2 separate regions of the Homo sapiens genome follow, and region 1 is linked to region 2. A link is an interaction called in ENCODE POLR2A ChIA-PET data of the cell type or tissue named here. Cell type or tissue: GM12878. All regions are shown on one strand. Links, peaks and the distances in the headings refer to the core of each region. The heading gives the core; the rest is flanking DNA. Region 1 has its middle 180 kb from the start of LINC01281. Region 2 overlaps LOC124905177 (a long non-coding RNA gene).

Region 1 (6,512 bases), core at 838-5,837, 250 kb before region 2:
TCGCTGGCTTGTCTGAAGTCCTGGCCTGAAACTTTACCCGACACTCAGGGCATAGGCACAGGCCCAAATGGGTGGGATGGTGACCCAGTAGGTCTGAGGCAGCTCTTTAGTCTCTCTTTGCATTCCCATTGCTTTCATTCTTATTTATTTATTGATGTATTTACAAGGAAGGAAAAGGCATCCTCTCCACCCCTTCCCACTTTCAGGTTCAGGCCCAGTGTACTCTAAGTCAAAGCAATTCACATGTGACTGCAGCACACCTGTGTCCTCCACTTCCTGCATCTTCCAGGAGGTCTAATAGGCTGAGAGTATCAGCAAGTGGGCAAGGGCTGTACTCCTGACTGCTGACAAGTGGCCACCTTAGAGAGGGCTGCCAGAGGGCCAATGCACTAATGGCTGTCTCAGAAACCACAGCACTGAAAATAATAATGGGCTGAAACTCAGAGCCCTCTACAGGCTCCCCGCCCCCCAAATCAGAGCCTCAGGGATGTGCCAACTGCCAGGGCACAATCTAGCCCACTGGGTGCTCCACATGGAGAAACACTTTCTGGCTTCCCCTTCTTCATGGCAAAAGGTGAATCTAACATGAAGTCTGCAAACACATCGACCCAGGCTCCCAAACCCTATTCACTGAAGTAGCAGATGGTTGGAGGAGAGCAAGGACCAGCCAGGCCAGAACATTCACTGGCAAGCCACTCTTCTTTCTCAAGACAGCGTTGATTGTAATAGCAGATAGTGTTAGTGCTCCACTCAGACCCCCTTGGATCCCTGTTGATCCTTTGCGTACTCTGCCCCCTTCACTGTGCTCTTACTTCAAACACCTAGCACCTATGCTCTGCTTCGGGAGGACAGCCCCCAGACTAAAAGTAGGGAGCCACTTTGCACGCATTTGCAGGGAACTGGAAGTACCTGGGTGACTCTCCGTCATTGACTGCTGGAGGCAGATGCATGAAACCTAGCTCTTTTACCCATAGTGGGGCAATTCTGAGGCACAATTTACCCTCCAGAACTCCCCTGCAGATTGGGCTAAGGCTGCAACTCACCTGAGTGTGCCCTTGCCCAGCTTCTTCCTTTCTCTTTCCCTACTTCCCCTCCTTCTTTGCAGGTCTCCCCTGGGAGGGCTTCTTCACCATTCACTTGCTTGCAAATCCTCATCCTAGGGTCTGCTTCTGGCAACCCAGCCTAGAGTTTGCATACAAAATCCTAAGTTTTCCTCCCATTAGCATCTCATAAGCAAAAGAAATGCTCTGCTCCTATTCTCTCTCTCTCTCTAATTACCTTTACCCCACCTCCCCATAAGCCAGCTCTTCCTCCAGACCCCTCTGTTGCCTTTAGAAAGACCCACCATTTTCTTTGACACCAAATTCAGAAACATGGGTATCTTGCATTGTCTCTACTACCCAAGCATTCTTCCCTACTGCCACCCTCCTAGCTTAGGACCCTTTCCTTCTCCTCCCAGACTAATACAGCCAGCCCTCAGTATTAGGTGTCTACCTTCTACCTCCCACTGTTCCAGAATACCTTGGACACTGCTGGCAAATGGATCCTGCCCAGGTCGAATTTCTCCATCCCTCCCCCGATTACAAAGTTTTCAGTGACTTGAAAATTCTGGCTGAAGTAAGTGTATCCTTTTTGTCTGGGCATTCCAGGCTCTCCCCAACATGCCTCCAGGCTGCATCTCCAAATTTTTGAGGGCCAAAATGGGAAGCCACCACCTACACTCAGCACATTCCCTCAAAGTAAGCCTTTTTAATATGTTGAGATCATCATGGTGGTCAAGACCGTGGTGCAAAGACAATAGATGAAGAACTGTGCTAGACAAACACATTGAGGAGACACGAGTGAGACACACTGAATGAGACACATTGGGAATCAGAGAGGGTATGGAGCCATTTTTATTAATTTTCCTCTGGTTTGAGAATCTAGATTCACTTTTACTTACTCGCATTTTACAAGAGCCATATAGTGTTTTTGGTTCCTCCCCCCTAACACCTGTTTAGTTGGGTCTTTAATCAGGCTTCTGTCCAGCCCTTAGGACTTCAGGTTCTCCACTGTGCCATGCAGCAGGCACCCACCCACGGCCTTCACCTTGGGCAGGACACGTGCTCATGTTTTGGAAGTTTCATGCCTGCCACTCAATTAACCCAAATTCATAAAATCATGTATAAAATGTGTGTCCTGGCTTTTTCTTCTTCCAGGCCCCCATCTCCCAGGTTTCTAACCCTGGGCTTAACTTCTCTAGGTAGACCTTCAATCTGCCATCTCTGGTGTAGCATGGGCACAGATCTAATGCTTTCCCACCCATTCTCTACAAGAACCTGTGTTCTCCCTGTCACAAGTTTGTCTTTGGCAGCCCTGGGCAAATAACCTCTCAGCTCAGCCAAGCTCTGGAAACTTTTCCAGGGACAGTCTGTGATCTGTTTTAGTCCTCTGCCTATTCCTTTGACTATTTATAAACTCCTTGAGTGTGGTGGGCATTCAATTGTGTTGCCTAGATCCCCCTTCAAGGAAGGACTTGATGTCCAGCTCTGCAGACAGCTTCCAGTTGTCAGCCCCTTCAGAGTCTGCCTAAACGCTGAGACTGGCCTTGTCATGTCCTTTCTGGGGTGGCCCATGTCTGGTTTAGTGAGCAAGGCAGGGCTGTAGAAACCTGGCCATTTTGGTCTGGTGTTGTACCCTCTGAGGACAGTCTTTGTTCCAGAGTTTGCCTGACTGGCGGAGGCTTCGTTGGGTCTGCATCACACACAGTTCCAGGTCCTTCTTTGCAGAGTTTTTATTTCTCCCCCTTCTTTTCACAGGTGTTGATCCCCCACAGACATCTCATACCCAGAACTCTGCCTCAGCATTTGTATCTGGTGATCACAACATGTAGCTCTGGATCAAGGGGCATGGCTATGCCTCTCTGTGTCCCTTACAGCACTTACCTGTGGGGTTTGCTTTAGAAGACGACTTGCAAATGTTTGCTGATTGAATTGCTGCTAGTAATTACTAACATTGAAGGAGTAGGCCCATGTACCTGGCACCAAATGAAGCAGGTAGATCATTTTACATGAATATATCCTTCAGTCCTCAGAGAACCCCATGAGAAAAGCACCATTATTTCTCCCTTTTTCACAGATGAGGAAACTAACGCACAGAAAGTAAGCAACGACGTGAGAACATGAGCCCAGGCAGTCTGACTCCTGAACCAAAACTCCTCCCCCCCATGTTGGAGCTAAGCTCTAGATGCAGCTGACTGTTGATCACTAACAGTTAACAGGAACCATATGGTGACACGAGGCAGTGTCAGAAAGCCAAAGGGGAACTGACACAACGTTGGAGTGGTAGGCATTCATGTGGGACTGGCTGGCTCGGAAACTTTCTGAGCCTGTGTCTTCCAGCACATCTGTCTCTGTTTTCTCCTCCTAAAAATCATGTCATCATGGACTGCCTGAACTAGCAGCAAACATAGCTTAAACTCGCTGTGGTACAAAGCAGGAGTAAGCCCAGAGAGGTTAAGGAACATCCCCAAGGTCACAGAGCTCGTTGGTTTCTAGCCCTCAAGACCAGCCAGGGTTTCCACCTCATCCCACTCCATCCCCTCTCCACACCACACCTTTCCCCTTCTTCCCCTCTACATCACACCCCAAAGCTCTCTGGTAGTTAGTTGGTGGATGTTGAGGCAGGAAGGGCACCTCCAACTTGGCAAGGCCAACTGTGGAGTCAGAAATCCTCTGCCTTCTCAGTCAGGCCCTCTTGCTGATTCAACTCCATCAGCATTCCAAGCACCTCTGAAATGTAAAGGCAAGGGGATTGCAAGAAGGGTAGTTGTAAGAGTGATGCAACAGCACTACCTCATTTTTATTGCTACCTTGCCCAAGTTCTATTATTAAATTTCTCACTTCCCCTTAACATTAAAACCTAACAGCACGATGGCAAGTGGTTAAGTGCTATGAAATCAAACAAGCCTTGGTGTGCAACCCACCTTACCTCTTTCTAGCAGCGTGACCTTGAGAAATTTACTGAAATTCTTTGAGCATCAGTTCCTTCCTCTGTACAGTGAAGCAAATAATGCTCAATAGTGACTTCGTAGGGTGGGGGAGGGATAAATGAAAGAATGAATATGGAAGACAGCACAGGGCTGCTGAACACAGTAAAGCTACTGTAACTTGTAGCCATTGTTATTTTTATTAAAGATACATAAGAGATAACATATGTGGCACCCAGTAATCATTAATCCAACATCCTCAGCAGGGAAGAACAAATCAGCACATGCATTAATTAGAGTTTCTCATAACAGAAAGGATTCAGCTGATGTGTGCAGTGCCTCTCAGGAGAGAGGCAGGACCAGACTCGCCATCTCTGGATCAGAATCTATCCTAAGGCAGTCCCAGGCCACAGAATCCCTCTTCTCCAAACTCATCACTGATATTGCACCTATAACCCTCATGATTCAGGTTTCCTTAAAGTGAGGATGAAGGCAGTATGACTGAATCAACAAGAATAGGGGTGGAAGGCTGGAGTGGGAGAGATATGTGATGTTTCAATAACTTGGTGGACTGAGCTAACAAGGACCATGCTCCCACTGCAAACACAGAGAGATATCTGATAAAACATAATGAAAAAGTAAATAAGTACACAGTTTGAAAAGGAGGAAGGAAGGAAGGGAGGGAGGGAGGGAAGGAGGGAGGGAGGAAGGAAGGAAGGACGAGCAGATGGAGGGAGGGTAGGTGCAAGGGAAGGAGGGAAGGAAGGAGGGGAAGGAAAGGAGAGAGAAAAAAGGGAGAAAGGAAGAAAGGAAAAATGAAAGGAATCCCCATATTTCAAAAGGAATCATCCATTTCAATCAGCAGCATTCATTGACTTAAGGCTGAAATGATACAGCGAGTAACTAGAGAATGGGATTTCAAGTTTTGAAAGCATGACCAAAAAGGTGACAGAGCCTAGACTTCCAAAGCCCTTAGACATCACATTGCATGATGCTGTAAGATCAGGCCTCCAGCACTAGGCTACAGGGAGAAAGTCCGAAAGGAAGAAGAGCCTTTGTTGCTGGAGGAATCCCCGAGAAAGGGGATTTCTTGCTATGCTTTGTCCACCCATCCTTCCAACCCACCAGACCAAACACCAGATAAGTCTGGGGAACCCAAGTGCTCAAGGCTGTTTTTCTTATCCCATTATCTCGTTTGAGTTCACATACAATATGGGCTTGAGAATAAAATAGATCAAATCCTGGGTCTGTCACTTTCTATCTGTATAACATTGGGAGGATTATATGATTGCTGTGTGTTCATTTCTTCAACTATAAAAAAAAAAACAAAAATAAAAACAATAAACATGTCACTACCAAATATATAGAAATCCAATTCTTAATCATTCTCAATCCCTGCTGGAATAGGACACCCACACGCATGCACACAAATTCTCTCTCTCTCTTTTTCCCTGAATGTATGAGTCTGGAATCTTCTGCTTGCAAGTGACAGAGACTCATTTTAAACTAGCAAAAACGCAAACTGAGCGGGACTTATTTATTCAAGGAACTGAATTTAATGTGGTTATGTTTCTTTGGCCCCTTTCTTAGCTTGTCCTTGCTTTCTTTTCCTTGCCCTCATTCTCTCCTACTGAAAACAGCTTCATCCCTGAGCTGGGAAATTGCTTAAAGCACCTCCAGTCTCTTTGTATAACTCATCATCTCCAAGAAAATCTCAGATTATTTCAGCAAGAATATCTCAGGGAAGGTCTGTTCTGAGAGGTCTGTTTGGGGACATGTGCTGTGCTCTGAACTGATGATTCTGGCCAGGGGGATAAATTAATCTGACTGGGCAAGCCTAGCTCACCTCTTCACCCTTTACACAGGGGTCAGAGGGGAGGAGATGGAATGTCATTAGACCCAACTAAACCTTAGTTCCCCAAAGGAAAAAGGAATTACATTTTCAGAGGAAAGAGGGAAAGAGTCTCAGAAAGTAGGACTAACAGAGATACCCACTACATTCTATCTTTTGGCTACCCAGAATTCATATACATTACTTTAAAAATGTCCCCACCCCATTTAATACATCAGTCCCACATACAATAAATGTGTATTTACTCCCCTCCTAGAGGGAGAGAAGCCAAAGTCTTTTCCAGATACTAAGTTCAAATCCAAGTCTTAGATTACTGTTTCTGGGGGCAGATATGAATGTAGGTCTTTATAGCCCAGTTACCTCCATCTACATCAGGGTTTCTTAAACTTTCTGTACCATAAACTACTTGGTAGTCTAGTGATGCCTATGGATCCCTTTTCAGAATCATGTATTTAATCGAAGAAAATAAAATATGCTTGAAATATATTTCGCAAAACATTATAAAACAAATTCATGATATAGAGATGTATGTACTTCTTGATTGATGCATTAAATAGCAAGATCTAGTAGTAAATCCAGTAATACTACAATTTCAAAAGTGATGACCATGAATGGCATTATGAGATATCTACCACAAGTCTCACATGATATAAAAATATCTGCAATTCACTGGTGACCAGTACTGCTAATACC
Region 2 (6,512 bases), core at 653-5,652:
CCTGGCTGTGTATTACCCCAGGCAACCTTCACAGTTGTTCCCCCACTGCACTTCTGGTCTGACAACTGGAAACAGTCAAACATGGAGTGACAGGGAGGAAATATGGAGTGATGAGTTTTCTGCCACCAACCACCCTGGAAGACAGACTATGGAACCAAGAGAGAATGTCATCCACAAAGTCTCTGCAATGTGAATAGGGCTATGCAGAAAGGGTCTGGTATTGGCCATCAGATCTGGAGCCTACATATCTAAGACAAGCCAGATGAGATTGGTGGACATTCTGGATGTGCTAGGTAGCTCTCTTGGTTGCAAACACCAGAAATTGTTCCTAGGTCATTCAAAAGTTGAAGATGAATTTGTTGGTAGGTTATTGGTTAGCTCACAGACTTGACAAAAAGCAAGAGAATGAGATGACCAAAAGAAGCTGAAGAACACGAGCACAGATAAGGTCATGATGCAAGACCAGCCTGGTTATGGTGCCAGGCACGGCAACCTCTGAACGCTACCACTGCCACTGGGATGGTCACTGCTAAACAAGAGACACCGCCCACCTCCTTGTCTCTCACTAAGCCCCACTCAGGAACACAAGAAGGGGCCTCAGATGTGGGACAGGCAAAATATAACAAGTGTCTTCTCACATTGGTTGTTCATTCAGCTAAGGGGTTTATGCAAAACCTCAGAAGAGCCAAAGATGTGGGACATGTGTAATGACAGATATGACTGTGTTTAATCTCCCTTAGTACCTCCAGCCCCTGTGATTTTCAGCTAGCTCATGCTAATGCTCTTTTGCAACCCTCCTCCTTTTTCCCCTATTTTTCCACAATGTTAATAATCAATCATTGAACAACCATGCAATTTGGTAGATGATTTACATTCATTGTTTTCTTTAATTGCCACATAAACTCATGAAGCAGGTATGACAATTTCCATTTTCAGGTAAAGAAATTAAGGCTTTAAAAATTAAGCAACTTGCCTAAAGTCACTCAGCTAATCTATGACAAAAGTGGGATTTGAACCCAAGTCTGGCTGACTCTAAAGCCTGAGGTTTGGATGGTGTAAAGAATCCCCTTTCAACATCAAAAAACTCATAGATACCAACAAGACAATAGCATTTATAGTATGTATTGATTTTTAAATACATAATGACAAAAGCAATGTTAATTCAGTATACATAAAGATCTATTGTATGAATCCTAGTAGTATCTACACACAATGTTTTATTAACTACAATAGGATCTACATGTATTTGAAAAACATATCTGAAGAATATTTTACAAATCTAGCCTTCCTCTCCCACATACTTCTTACAAGAATTATGTCCCCTCAGCCTACCAGCTAGGGAGCAGGCACATGACTTGAGTTTGGCCAGCTACTGCAGAACTTTGACACGAACTGTAAATTGCAAGTGACCATGCTAAACCCTAAAACTCTGTGGCTCCCATAGAATGCAAATCATAAATGTTGAAGGAAGGAAGGTAAGAAGGGAGGGAGAAAAAGTTAGAAGGGAGGGAGTGGAAGGGCCAGGGCAGGTGCAGTCAGGAGAAGCTAAGCCAACTTGAAGGTTTAGGCTAATAGGTTCCTCATGTTCAAAGGTCAAGTCTAGAAAAATTGGCTCCTGGTTGGCTTCACAGGTCATGGCAGGTGAACCAAAGAAAGAGTCTACAGCCCTTAGCAAAAAACTGAGGATCAAAAGGTCAGGGAACCAGGAAAAGTGTCTAAGTAATTGGGCAGGAATTTGGGCACTGACAGAAAAGAAGACACTAAACACCAAACCCTCCACCCACTACCCACTGCCCACCACCCGACACAGGGCTTTTGTTACCATCCAGCTAAGGAGCAGAGCAGGCCTCAGAATTCAGGACAGGCTGAGCCCTTATGTGCCTCCTGGAAGACAGCATTTCCCAGACTATTCCTGGGACTCTTGTTCTATGAACAAGAGCTTCATAGAGCTTTCTGTTAAGGGATGATTTGTGGCCAAATTCTGTTTACCTCTCGGAGTTTCATGGTGTACATTAGTATGTTAAAGACTCTTGCAAGTTCAGAGGTAAAGAAACCTATTGACCTTTGTTGAACTCCAGCATTTCTCAAACTTACTTGATCCTGGAAGCCTATTTTGTAGACTGCCTATTATTGTCTCAGGGAGCATTAAGGTTCCAAGACAACAGCTATGGAAATACTGCCCTACAGCACCAGTATTCTCAGGCAGTGTGGACCCTTTTTCCATATAGTCATGCCTTGGAAGTCCTAGAAGAATTCTCTCTCTCTCTCTCTCTCTCTCTCAAGTCCTGGAAGATTCTCTCTCTCTCTCTCTCTTTTTCTGTTTCTCTCCTCACTCTCAGCTTTCTAATCTGCACACTGGTTGGGTGATCATGCACATTCATCTTAACATAGCCAATGGAAGTATTTTTAAGGCTGTTGTCATCTCTTCTGGAGAGCTTTCCTTGAGATCTCCCACCCCAAGCCCACCTCAATCCCACCCAACCCAAGGGGGCTGCCACATCTCCAGTGTTGAGGTGAAGAACACCCACTTTGAACCAGATTGCCTACGTTTGAATTCTGACTCTGTCAATTACTAGCTGTGTGACCTTTGGCAAATAAGTTAACATTTCTGTGCCTGTACTCACCTACCTCACAGAGTTGTGGTGAGGATTAAATGATGTTATACCTGTAAGCATTTAGACAAGTGCCTGGAAGAAAGTAATCTCTGAGTGTTTGCTCTCATTACCCCCACACTGTCCAGTCATTATCATTTTATCCTACTCCTTTATTAGACTCTATGCAGTTTGACAGCAGAGGTTGTGTCTTTTAGCCCTGTGTTTCCTGTGCCTAGCACAGTGCCTGACACATGCTGGCTACACCATATAGGTTATTGAATAAAAAAATCTGGCCAGGTGCAGTGGCTCATGCCTGTAATCCTAGCACTTTAGGAGGCTGAGGTGGGCAGATCAGTTGAGCTCAGGAGTTGGAGACCAGCTTGGCCAACATGGCGAAACCCTGTCTCTACAAAAAATACAAAAACTAGCTGGGGGTGGTAGTACGTGCCTATAGCCCCAGCTACCTGGGAGTCTGAGGTGGGAGGACTGCTTGAGCCCAAGAGGCAGAGGTTGCAGTGAGCCAATGTAGTGCAACTGCACTCCAGCCTGGATGACAGAGTGAGACCCTGTCCCCCCCCCCGCAAAAAAAATCATTTGTGATTTTGAGAGAAACATCAAATGGAGACTAAAACTTCTTTTCTAGAAAATTCTAGCAAATTGAGAGAAACCAGCTGATGATATAAAAAACAAACAACCAAAAAAGAGCTCATATGTGAAGCTATAGCTGAGAGATACCTGGTTCTATAATCCATTGCCAGTTTCATCCTTCTAAGTCCATCACGATGAAATGAATCATGATGCTTTGCTTAATTTGCACATCTTTTTTTAATGGAGAATTGATCTTTCCTCCCTTAGCGAAACTTTGTGGTGGCATTACAAAGGGGAAAATAAATTTTTACATTCACATATCAAATGTTTTTATTTTCAATTATAAAATCTGTCTTTCTAAGACATTCTACAAGCGGAAGCACAGTGGAATCCTGCCTGTGAGATCTGTTTTAAGCGTTCTCAGCAGCTCAGCTTTCTAATGTTCCATTCTGGGGCAAGCATTTCTCAATTGGGTAGGAGTTCCAGAATGCCTAGACTTTTATCTGTCTTCTTGGTTTTGGGGAAAGAAAGCTGTTTTTATTTCTAAGCCTGGGTTTTCTTAACAAAATGATTGTCAGAAATGCTCTTGCTCTGTGCCCTTCCCCTCTTCTGCTCCAGCCATGAGGAGAGAGGTATCATTTAATGATCCTTACTTGTAAAGGGAATAAAAATAAAAAGCAGAGAAAGTAGTAGAAGTGGGAAGATCTCCAAAAGTCATAGCCCCCATTACTATGTGTTTCTAATTCTAGCCACAGATACCGCCGCAGACCTGGAGGAATTTGTTCTTAACAATTTAAGCAAGATTTTTTAAAGTTAATCATATACCACAAACCTTTAAAACAGACATTTCCAGTCTGCAAACCATTTTTACACTCTCCACTTGTCTTTTCTACCTTGCGGTGACAGACTTATCTCATTCTGTCCTTGTCCTAAACTCAGCTATGACAGCGGGAATGGACAAAGATGCAAAGAGAATTATCAAATATCAAAGGAGAAAATACCAAAGTCTGTGTTTTCCCCAGCTGAAGTCTTCAATTCACCTGGGATGTATTTTGTAGTTTTCAGTGTGTTTCAAATTTAAAATTATCACGGCAACAAAACTCTAAAATCTATCTCCTGTGTGTGTGTGCAAGCATGTGTGTGTGTGTTGTTTTGAGGGTTATATTTCTGGTGTTTTGTTTCTATTTAGTTGTTTTTGTGAAATGTAAGGGAGAATGTTTAATGGCCTAGTTCAGCACTTTCAGAATGGTTGGCTCTGTTCTCAGCCTTGAAATGGACTTGGCTGTTATCTTTAAGTAAGTCAACCTAGTAATCTACCCTCCTGTTTTCCCAACTCTAAAAACAGAACATACTTGCACTCAGTCCCACAGATAAGGCACAAGGGCTATTTAAAAAGGTAGCCAATCTGGCCGGGCGCGGTGGCTCACGCCTGTAATCCCAGCACTTTGGGAGGCTGAGGCAGGTGGATCACGAGGTCAGGAGATCGAGACCATCCTGGCTAACACGGTGAAACCCCGTCTCCGCTAAAAATACAAAAAATTAGCCGGGCGTGGTGGCAGGCAACTGTAGTCCCAGCTGCTTGGGAGGCTGAGGCAGGAGAATGGCGTGAACCCGGGAGGCGGAGCTTGCAGTGAGCCGAGATAGCGCCACTGCACTCCAGCCTGGGCGACAGAGTGAGACTCCGTCTCAAAAAAAAAAAAAAAATAGCCAATCTGTCGCCTTCCAGGGGCTTTACACAAGGTATACAACGTCAATATTCTAAACAGTTCTAGCCCTCTGTCCTGTATATGTTTCTAGCTGCTTCATCATTCATACAGAGCCTTTTCTTTCATCTTCCCCATGAGCTTGTGCACAGGTTCAAATGGTGATAATTACCATAAAACAATTGTGTTGTCCTTCTCCCAATAAAAATCGCTCTGTTAATCAGCCAACTTGCAGCCCCCTTGACTGAGGACTCTTATGCCAAACTGGCAGGGTAGAACGTGGCTGCAGATAAATTAGCCCATGTGTGATTGCATGCGAAAACACATTGATTTAGGATTTTTTTCCCTCTCCCCTTCAACCTGACAACTTGTCTAAATAGGCTTTTGCCTCGACCTGACAGCTCGTGGACAAGTTGTGTACAACAGGCCATTAAAACTCAATGCTCTGAATATTGAAAGTACAAAACACAGACAAAGGGATAAGATTGAAAGATAAAAGGATGAACAAAGGAAGTGGGGGAGGATAGGGGTAGGGTCTGAGGAGTTATCCTTTAGCTGTGCTTTCAGACTTTGTCACAGGCTAAATTCTTTGAAATTGACTCTGAAATGGAGTTGAGGTGAAGGCTGTTTATGAGGGATCAACACCTATGGCAGGGAGGAGGGGAAAGCAGAATTGGGTACAGGAAGAAGTTGAGCTAAGACACATGCTGGACAAACTCTAAGCTAGCTCTCCCTTCCCTGAGGGGCTTTGGAATGGTCCTGTGTTGGGCTAAAGTGGTTGGACCTTTATCCCCCACCCACACTTTCATTCATCATTGCAAGGGCAAGGGCATACTCTGAGACTGAGCTCACTTCCTGCAGCTGAGGCAAACCGTGACTGACAGAGCTGACAGCTGGGGTACATCTTTCCCTTGGAGGTGGATCTGAGCCATGCATCTCTGTGTCTACAGCAGAGATACTCACAATTGCCTACATGATCATAGCCCAACTCTTTGCATCTCTAGATCTCTAGTCATTTCCTAGCCCAGATCAAGTTATGTCTTTTTTGACCACAGCATAACAGCTCCTATAATTAAGCACTGGTTAGACCCCTGCTGTGAGCTGTACCTACTTTATCTCATTTAATTCTCATAACAACCTTGAGGTAGGTTTCTTTTATTTTTCTTCTTTCTTTCTTTCTTTTTTTTTTTTTTTTTTTGACAGTCTTTCTCTGTTCCCCAGGCTGGAGAGCAGTGGCGTGGTCTTGGCTCACTGCAAGGTCCACCTCCTGGGTTCAAGCAATTCTCCTGCCTCTGCCTCCCAAGTAGCTGGGATTACAGGCATGCACCACCACACGTGGCTAATGTTTGTGTTTTTTAGTAGAGACAGGGTTTTACCATGTTGGCTAGGCTGGTCTCGAACTCCTGACCGCAGATGATCCACCCGCCTCAGCCTCTCCAAATGCTGGGATTACAGGTGTGGGCCATCACACCCAACCTAGGTAGGTTTCCTATAATCCTCATTTTGTAGATGAGGAAACAGGCCACGAGAGATAACCTGTCAAAGGTCATATAACTGGTGAATGGCAGAGTTGGCATATGTACTCAGAGCTGTCTGATTCCAAAGTCCATTTGTTTAACTATGACAC

The links. Peaks named below come from ENCODE experiments on the same cell type or tissue, not always from the same donor. Only the 100,000 strongest peaks of a DNase experiment are listed, where the experiment ranks them.
Region 1: POLR2A ChIA-PET joins it to region 2 with 5 read pairs; 2 of 35 experiments call an interaction of 5 or more read pairs at or near these places.

Annotation. Positions count from the first base shown.
Region 1 is chrX:39,141,918-39,148,429 of GRCh38, reverse strand. No RefSeq gene overlaps it. Among named protein-coding and RNA genes, the nearest start is that of LINC01281, 180 kb to the left of the region's middle. In GM12878, for the core only: no CTCF peak of the experiment used is centred there; DNase peaks (open chromatin) are centred at 3,249 and 3,950; H3K27ac peaks cover 1,047 bases.
Region 2 is chrX:38,891,082-38,897,593 of GRCh38, reverse strand. The region is part of intron 1 of LOC124905177 (a long non-coding RNA gene); the gene reads right to left. Among named protein-coding and RNA genes, the nearest start is that of MID1IP1-AS1, 90 kb to the right of the region's middle. In GM12878, for the core only: no CTCF peak of the experiment used is centred there; no DNase peak of the experiment used is centred there.